Regions from separate parts of the Homo sapiens genome. Here region 1 is linked to region 2. The links are chromatin contacts, found by Hi-C in ENCODE. All regions are on one chromosome and are shown on one strand. The core of a region is the stretch at or near the end of the contact, and the rest is flanking DNA. Distances in the headings are between cores, read along the strand shown.

Evidence for each region. A loop is a pair of places that touch in the nucleus more often than their neighbours do. Pooled maps may share reads with other maps.
Region 1: a pooled map shows a loop between it and region 2 (4-fold over the local background). The contact joins the enhancer-like site here to the promoter of UBQLN1 in region 2. A Hi-C loop is called at or near these places in 2 of 37 single-sample maps with no recorded cell type and 4 of 50 pooled maps.

The regions. Positions count from the first base shown.
Region 1 is chr9:84,747,888-84,752,483 of GRCh38, forward strand. NTRK2 (neurotrophic receptor tyrosine kinase 2) reads left to right here. Exons shown (of 19, transcript NM_006180.6): 12 at 4,099-4,198. Among named protein-coding and RNA genes, the nearest start is that of NTRK2, 80 kb to the left of the region's middle. Within about 2 kb of position 2,409, at least 2 of the 41 ENCODE cell types and tissues checked have a DNase peak (open chromatin) inside an H3K27ac peak, as active enhancers do.
Region 2 is chr9:83,705,085-83,709,370 of GRCh38, forward strand. UBQLN1 (ubiquilin 1) reads right to left here and starts at 2,874. Exons shown (of 11, transcript NM_013438.5): 1 at 2,416-2,874. The coding sequence starts at 2,595. UBQLN1-AS1 (UBQLN1 antisense RNA 1) reads left to right here and starts at 2,751. Exons shown (of 2, transcript NR_135839.1): 1 at 2,751-3,228. RefSeq lists enhancers at 1,897-2,787, 2,555-2,624, 2,788-3,676.

The sequences.
Region 1 (4,596 bases), core at 1,159-3,658, 1.0 Mb after region 2:
CTTTGCGGAAGGCTCCTAAAATCTGTATGAGAGGTGCAATATTGTGTTTTGTAGAATTTGTGTGGTTCAGATATTTTATATATAAAGAGTTCTTGATCACAGGAGGGATCATTAGATTAGAAGAGTTTGAGAGCCAAGAAGCAGATACAAAAGTTAAAAATGTTTCTGGTCCAACAAGTGCTCTTCCAGCATTTTGTTGGATTTGCAGGGGAGGGCAGATCTCCCTTGTTCTATCCTAAGAAATATCCTCAGATGAAAACTAACCCATCAAGCAGCCAACCAACCAATCAAACAACTGACCAAACAAACTCACCCATGCTCATCTCCCGTGTAAAAACCACCTCAACACATGCAAGGTACACAAAATTCTGTATTTCTCAATCTGATTTTGAGGAAGTAATTCTTTTCATTGTCAAAGGCATCCTTGTTTACGAAAGGATTTAAATTTAGAATGGCTTCAGTAGCTTTAAGTATTTGTTTACAGATCCTTAGCTGCTTTTCAGCAGTAGAGCCCACTTCCCATTTTCTAGGTTGACTTACACATTCTATAACTAGGCAGAGAAGCCAGGGCAGGCATTACTGTCTAATGAAGAAGCAGAAGCTTGGATAAGTGAAGCATCTCTTCTAGCTGTCATGACTGGTAAAAGCAAGGTGTCCTGTGAACGCAGGGATCTAGGACTCCTAAATCCCAGTTAAGGACTGTCCAAAGCAGGGAAGAGACTGTACTGTGGTACTGCTGCATGGTTGGGGGACTTTCAGGCCAAGTCATCTAACCTCCCCCATCGCAGTTTTCTTATTTATCAAATGGAGTTTGACTTTGTTTATTTAGGTATTCTCCATCTATCTGTAGAAGTCTGCAATTTAATAATAAAGAAACTTATAGCTAAAATACTATGATCTCTTTCCCATGAAAACATTAGTTAGAAATAAAGATTTTTAAAAAACACCCAAAGTCATGAGGTCAGCTTGAGTGAAATGGTTACGTTTATCCATAATTAGCTTTGTAGGAGTTGCTACCATTCTGTTTGTATATAGGCTGCAGAGACGGAGTTAGATCTGTATTGGCTGGGCATGGTGGCTCATGCCTGTAATCCCAGGACTTAGGCTGAGGCAGGCGGATCACCTGAGGTTGGGAGTTCGAGACCAGCTTGACCAACATGGAGAAACCCCGTCTCTACTAAAAATACAAAATTAGCCAGGTGTGGTGGCACATGCCTATAATCCCAGCTACTAGGGAGGCTGAGGCAGGAGAATCACTTGAACCTAGGAGGCGGAGGTTGTGGTGAGCCAAGATCGCACCATTGCACTCCAGCCTAGGCAACAGGAGCGAAACTCCGTCTCAAAAAAAAAAAAGTCTATACTCAAACATTTGCAGAAGCGTTTTTGGGGAGATATACTCACAGTTAAAGTACCAGAGAAGAGAATGATCATTACTTTTGCTCCACACTGGCCAAGAGCTTTGTATGTCTTCTTTTTGTGCTCTGTGATTTATTTAATGCTCTTCTCATCTGACATGAAAGATGGTGTCCTGGGAGAATTAGCCATATGTTTTTATTTTCCTGCCTTCATTCTCAACCACATGCTTTGCAGAGACAGTGTAGTGGATAAATCACAGGATTTATACTTGGGCAGACTTGGTTCCATTTCCAAGCTCAGAAGGTGTGACTGTGAGCAGCTTACTTAATTTTTTTGTAAATCTTAGTTTTTTCATCATCATCATCACAGCTAACATTAATTTATTATATATTGTAGTAGATACTGTTCCAAACCCATTACCTGCATTAACTCATTGAGGATTTACAATAACCTACAAAGTAGAATAATTATATTCTCCATCTTACACATGAAGATTATGAGATGCAGAGAGGTTAAGTAATTCTGAAGTCATGCAGCAGAGTGAGAAATCTAGATTTTATACTCAGGAAAAACCCATGGTCTTAATCTCTACCCTATAATGCTTCTCACTATGAGATGGGTATATCAGTCAGAATAAGCTATGCTGCAGTAACAAAACCTCCACATCTTGGGGACTTAAAACAACAAAGTTTTCTTTCTTGCTTCATTTCGTGTATTGGCTAGGAGCTCTGTTCAGCCTTGTCCTTGTTCCAGGACTGTGGATGACAAAGCATCCACATTTTTAAAGGTTAGCCTTTTTCTTTATGACAGAGATAAAGAGCACTGTGGAGCAGGTGGAGCAGGGTTCCTCAACCTTGGCACTATTGGCGTTTGGGGATAAATAATCCTTTGTTTGGGGGGCTGTCTTGGGCACAGTAGGATGTTAATAATGCCTGGCCTCTACCCACTAGGTGCTAGTAGTACTTTCCCCCTCGTTGTGACAACCCCAAATTGTCAAGTGTCCCCTGGATGGCAATATTATTGTCCCTGGTTGAGAAACACTGCCTTAGACTAAGATCTTGGACAAGAAGTGAAGTTCTACACCCTGGCAGTGACACAAGTCTGAACTAGTCACATGAACCACTTAACCACAAGCAAGCCAGGAAATGTATCCTACAAAGAGAAACACAGAGAAAACCAGAAATATTAGACAAACAGCATTAATGATTACTATGGATAGGGATAATAATATCCATCTTAAAAATTGTTGTGCAGATTCTTAAGCCAGAATGGCTCTCTAAGAAATCTCAGAGCAGGCATTGGCGACTATGTTCAAGTCCAGCTGCTGCCATTGTAAATAAAGTTTTATTGGAACACAGTTATGCCCATTTGTTTACATATCATCATTGGCTGCTTTCATGCTCCACCGGCAGAGCTGGATCCTTAGTTGCGACAGAGACTGCAAGGCTGGCAAAGCCTGAAGTATTTACCATCTGACCTTTACAGCAAAAGTTTGCCAACTCCTGGTTTAGAGAAGCCAACTGTTTTTGGAAGCAGGACTTTGGGCTGAGTAAGACTGGAAGGAGACACATAGTGCCGCTGACAACTTTGCTCTAAAATGTTAAGATGCACTTAGAGGAGCATCATGCCTTGGTCAGCAGCAATGGTAGCAGAGTGATCGCATTTCTATGTGTACCTCTGTCATCTCTACCTCTGGGATGGGAGAGGATTCACATATATCTACATCTACCCTCTTGACTTGTGTAATCCACACCTGGCAATTACATTTTTAAACTTACTTAAACATTTTTAGGCTTATATCATATATATGGGAAAATGCACATATCATAAATTTACAACCCAATGGGCTTTGACAAGTGGAACTCACCCCAGAAGTGCCCTCCTGCTCCCTTCCAGTGCCACTCACTGTTCCCAGGGTACCCTGACTTCTAAGAGCAACAATAGCTAACCTTAAAAATAGCCTTTTATTATGGACAATTTTCAAACATGCACTTCAGTAGAGAGAATAGTAAAATGAACCCCATTGTATTCTTCACCAGCTTCAAGAATTATCGGGCTGGATGCGGTGGCTCATGCCTATATTCCCAGAACTTTGGGAGGTGTAGGTGGAAGAATTCCTTGAGCCCGGGATTTCAACACCAGCCTGGGCAATATGGCAAAACCCTGTCTCTGCAAAAAAACTTAAAAATGAGCCAGGTATAGTGGTGTTTACCTGTAGTCCTAGCTACTCAGGAGGCTGAGGTGGGAAGATACCTTGAGCCCAGGAGGTCGAAGCTGCAGTGAGCCATGATTGTGCTATTGCACTTTAGCCTGAGCAACAAAGTGAGACTCCGTCACACACACACACACACACAGAAAAATCACCAGTATTTTGCTGTTCATATTTCATATTCTCTCTCTCCCTTTCTCTGCCCACCTCTCTTTCTCTCTCTCCTCCCTCTTTAGATGGATGGAGAGAGAGCTGTAATATTTTTAAAATGCCAATTGGATAGCCATTTTTATAAGCTTTAACTTATGTTTTCTCATTTGTAAAGTAGGCATAATAATAGATCTTACATACTTCACTATAGGGTTGTCGCAGATTAAGTGAGTTGGTGTACATAAGGCTGTTATAAGAACAAGTGGTAAGCATTCAATAAATATGAACTGCCTGTATCATTATCATCGTCATGATCATCATCACCATATGATTATAGGGAACTAATTAGCAAGGTTATAACCACCCTCCCTTCCTTTCTCTAGGTCTATGCTGTGGTGGTGATTGCGTCTGTGGTGGGATTTTGCCTTTTGGTAATGCTGTTTCTGCTTAAGTTGGCAAGACACTCCAAGTTTGGCATGAAAGGTAAGAAGGGTTGTGTTTATTTAGCTTCTTATGTGGATCATTTTTGGCTTATGACTAATGCTAATTACCACTAAAGAAGGAAGTGGCTAGATTTATGATGATTAGGTTTTAAGGCTAAAAAAATAGCAACAAGGCTTTGATACTACAAATCAAGACGGAGCAAAATAATGTTGATTACTCAGCACTACCCACTTTTCCATGAGAACAGTTGTCCCGGGAGACAGAACTGGGTTCTTGAGTATCAAGGGACTAATAAAGATATGACAAAGAAATAGTACTTGATGTTTCTTTTGCTCCAGAAAGGCAGGTGAGACACAGTGGGGATAGGATAACCTGGACACATGTATTTTGTGCAGAAAGGTCTATGCTGCTGTACATTTGATTCCCAAATCTTCAGT
Region 2 (4,286 bases), core at 1,624-4,123:
TATGGCTACACACCCGCTAAAATAGCTAAAATTACAGAGACTGACAATATCAAAATGTTAGCAGGGATATGGAGCAACAGGAACTCCCATGTATCTTCATTGGCGGGATGGTAAAATGATACAAGCATTTTTCAGTATATGTGCTGCTGAAGCCAGCACTCCTTTTTTTTTTTGAAACGGAGTTTCACTCTTGTTGCCCAGGCTGGACTGCAATGTCGCAATCTCGGCTCACTGTAACCTCCCTCTCCCAGGTTCAAGCGATGATTCTCCTGCCTCAGCCTCAGCCTCCCCAGTAGCTGGGATTACAGGTGCCTGCCACCACGCCCAGCTAAGTTTTGTATTTTTAGTAGAGACGGGGTTTCACCCCGTTGGCCAGGCTGGTCTCGAACCTCAGGCAATCCACCCGCCTCGGCCTCACAAAGTGCTGGGATTACAGGTGTGAGCCACCGCATCCGGCCCAGAAGCATTTTTTAAAACATAGTTTCTCACAAAACTGAAACATACAATTGCCCTATGACCTACTCAAACCAAGTCTAAGTATATAACCATGAAAGATAAAAGAGTAAGACCACAAAAAGACTTGTATAAGACTGTTCATAGTAACTAACTGCAAACAGCCCAGGTGACCTTCAACAGTGAATAGATTAATTATGGTATACACATACAGTGGAAAACTACACACTAATAAAAAGAAAGGAACTACTGATACACGCAACAAAGACGAAACTCAAAAACATTATGCTGAGTGGGAAAAAAAAGCCTTACCCAGAAAAATACACACAGTACTATAGGCTCTATGGGATCCCATTTAATGTTAAGTTCTAAAACAGGCAACTCTGTAACTTAGGGCATAAAAAAAAAAAACTGGGTGGTTGATGGAAAGGCCAAGTGACTGAAATGACTGGGAAAAGGCAAGAAAAAACTTTCTAGTCAATTATAATGTTCTATATCTTGATAAGAGCTTGGGCTACACAGGTGTAAGCATTTATGAAAACTCACGGAATGGCAACCATATGCATTTCACTGCTGCCAAAATTACGTCAAAAAAACGTAAAAAATGAAGTTGAACTTAGGCAAATAAGTTCACAATGCTGAAGTGACATGTACTGGTGTCATCTACTGATACGTGCAACTTACTCTGAATTGCTCCCCAAAATTAAATGAACTTGATAATCGATTATAATACCGTAAAATGCTAATTGTAGATGATGGACATATGTGTATCCACTTCCCAATTCTTTCAACTTTCCGCATGCTTGAAAATACAAAAATGGTAAGGAAAATTTTTACAAGCACTGGGAGACAAAAACAAAAGTGATAATTCTGTTGGTGGTAAAAGTTTCTCTCATTTGATGTTACACACCTCACTGCTTCACAAAATACACTACCTTTGGAACTCGTTAAACCAATACCCCAATCACCTACTGTCCCTGGGGAAACTGATAGGTACATTTCAGGAATTGTTGTTTCCTGTCACCAACTGTTCACGTTGTTTGCGATCTTCAGAGATTAAGTCAGTAATTATGGAAAACACGACGTATTCAACAATACACTAAAATTATTTGTTAAATTCCACCAAGAATCTTAATTAACTGCAAGATTTGTATTCCTGAACCAAGTTTAAGTAATATTCTGCATTCACTCCGATTTTCTTTTATTTGATTGCAACCGCTAATATCAACATCGCTATCGCCCCTCTAAAATCAAACAAAAACCTACCCAATGATTGGCATCTAAGAGATGATAAACATACTAAAAGGGAAAGAGCAAGTCATCAGTGAAAGAAAGTCATTCACTTTTCTCCTTAAACCTAGTACTATCACTATTACTTAAGATGGAGCTAAAAACAGTTTCTACGTCATAATTTTTTTTTAAAGGTTGCAAGGTGGGAAAGATTTCAGGAGTTAAAATGCAGAACTAAATATACACATGCACCTCACCCCAAAACCCACCTTAACAAGCAGGCACGTAAAACAACGAGGATCCCACCCACCCCTTTTTAATTCATGAAACAAAACCGCAGCCTGAGCTAAAGCGAACCCTCGCCCCCGCCCAGCCTCCACCCCGCCCGGAGGCTGGCGGTGGGTCCCTTTCCTTTGTGAGGAGTTGGAGGGGAGGCGACGGAGGGCGGGGAACTGGGGGAGGAGGCTGAGGGTCGGCGGATACCAGAGAAGGAAGGCTCCGAGAAAAGCGGCATCAGCCCGTCCCACAAACAGGCCGCGCCGCCACGCCACAAACCATTGCGGTGTCCCAAGGCGCAAACCCACGAACTTGGGTGTGATCTAATTTGGGACGACGCCCGGGAGAATGGCCGAGGACGACCCCTCTCCCAGGCCCTTCCAAAAGGTCTCCTGGGGCGGCGGGCGGAGGTCCTGCCGCCACCCCCATCCCGGCCCGAGCCCCAGGCGGCCTCACCTGCTGGACGGAGCTATTCTCGGGCACGGCGAATTCCTCCTTTTCCTTCGGGGTCTTCACGGTGACTTTCATGATTTTGGGCTCCGCGGAGGCAGCGGCCGCGGGGGCGCCAGCACCTTCGGCTCCGGCGGCGCTATCCTGGGAGCCCGGAGGACCGCCGCTTTCACCACTCTCGGCCATGGCTGTGGCGGCGGCGGCGGCGGTGACTCAGGCAAGCAGGAGGGAGCAGGCGAGCAAGGAGGAGCCAGCAGACACCAGAGCCGGCAGGCCTGGACAGCGAAGAATGCAGAGCACGCCGCCTCAGTAGCAACGGGCGCAGGGCCACCGTAGCGGGTGTGGGGCCCCGGAGCTCGGTGCAGGCTCTGGCGCAGGCCCGGGTCAGGCGCTCGGCAGCCGCCGTGTGTTCAGGCGCCGCTCGCTCACACCGACATCCGCAGCAGCCACCGCTTCCTCCTCCCTGCCCCTTCCCCCACGTCCCTTCGCCGGCGCCGCGCGGAGCACGCCGGGTAACGCGCCTGGCGGCGTCGCCGAGTCATCCCCGGCTGGCGCGACTTTGAGCTCAGCCTGCGTGCCTTTTCCTTTCCCGCTCCATTGCCCAAAGTGCAGGCGAAGCCAGTGTGAAGGACTAAAAGCAAAATGGGGCGGGGTAGGTCAGTTCATGGTTTTTTTCCACTCCTTTCACCAAAAACTAAATCGCAGTTTCCAGTTAAGCGCTGTAACGGCGCACCGAGATGACGTCACGGTTAGCGAAATTACTAGAAAGGGACCAGTGGGCCCTGCGGCCGCGGCTGCGCCTGCGCGCTTGCTGTCCAGGTAGTCTCCCCACCTTACCTCATGCCCAGCTGGGCCGTGTTCACCCCTCCGCGCTGTCACAATCGCCTTGCCCTCCCTTGCCTCTCTGTCTACTCTGCGTTCCCCGCTGGGAGGAGGGTCTGGTGATAAAATAGCGGCGAGGTATTTTGTTATTTTAATATGCTTAGCGTTTGATATTTGGAGGGGTCGTATTGCCCTATGCGGGGGAGTTGGGGTAAGTTAATGGTGGAAAGGCCTCAGCACAACGAACAGAAAATGGAGTGAACGCCCGTGACTGCCCTGCGCAATCCTGCGGAGTCATTGCTTCATGGCCAGAGCTTATTTACCGCCCTCGGGTTAGCCCGGTTTGGTCAGACGATCAGTCAGGCAACCTGTATTGACAGTGGCCTCTGCTGCTACGATGACAGCTGTGCGCGAGCGCCCCCAGATTATCTGTGTGTAGGGCGGAACAGGGTGCCCGAGGAGTGTCCACCCAAATGGGACAATTTAATATAGTTGAGGTGTTCGCCTTATATTCTATCAAATTAAGTTACTGGTCAATTTCAGGCTTTAAGTGGCATTAAGGATAGTTCCAAAATTATTTTCAGTGTAATACAGAGAGAAATTATCTCTGAGAATCCTAATTTGAAATGACGTCATTGGCTTTTAAAGATGACTTGCAAGGAATGTACAAACCAGCCCATTATTAATCAATGTTGCACAATTTAAATCCTGACAGCCCACTATGACCCAAATCCGCAAAGATACATTCTGCCTTTCTGCTCCTAAGCCGTCCAACCCTGTTCTGAGAATAAATACTGTTACATAAACACGACTTTTTAGCAGAGCTCTATGGAATCTGGGTCTAAGAGAATCCTGAGGGTATCGATTTCAGTATAGACATCATTTGATATCACCTAAATTTCTGGCAGCATGGCTCAATAACAAGGCCTTCTGCTTAATGAAGGATGACTACTTGGTTATGTCCAGGTGTGAGATGATCACTGCTTCTAAAGCTAGAAAGTGCCACAACTGGACAACCAATCATTTGGAATTTCTTCCATATGTCTAAATAAAAT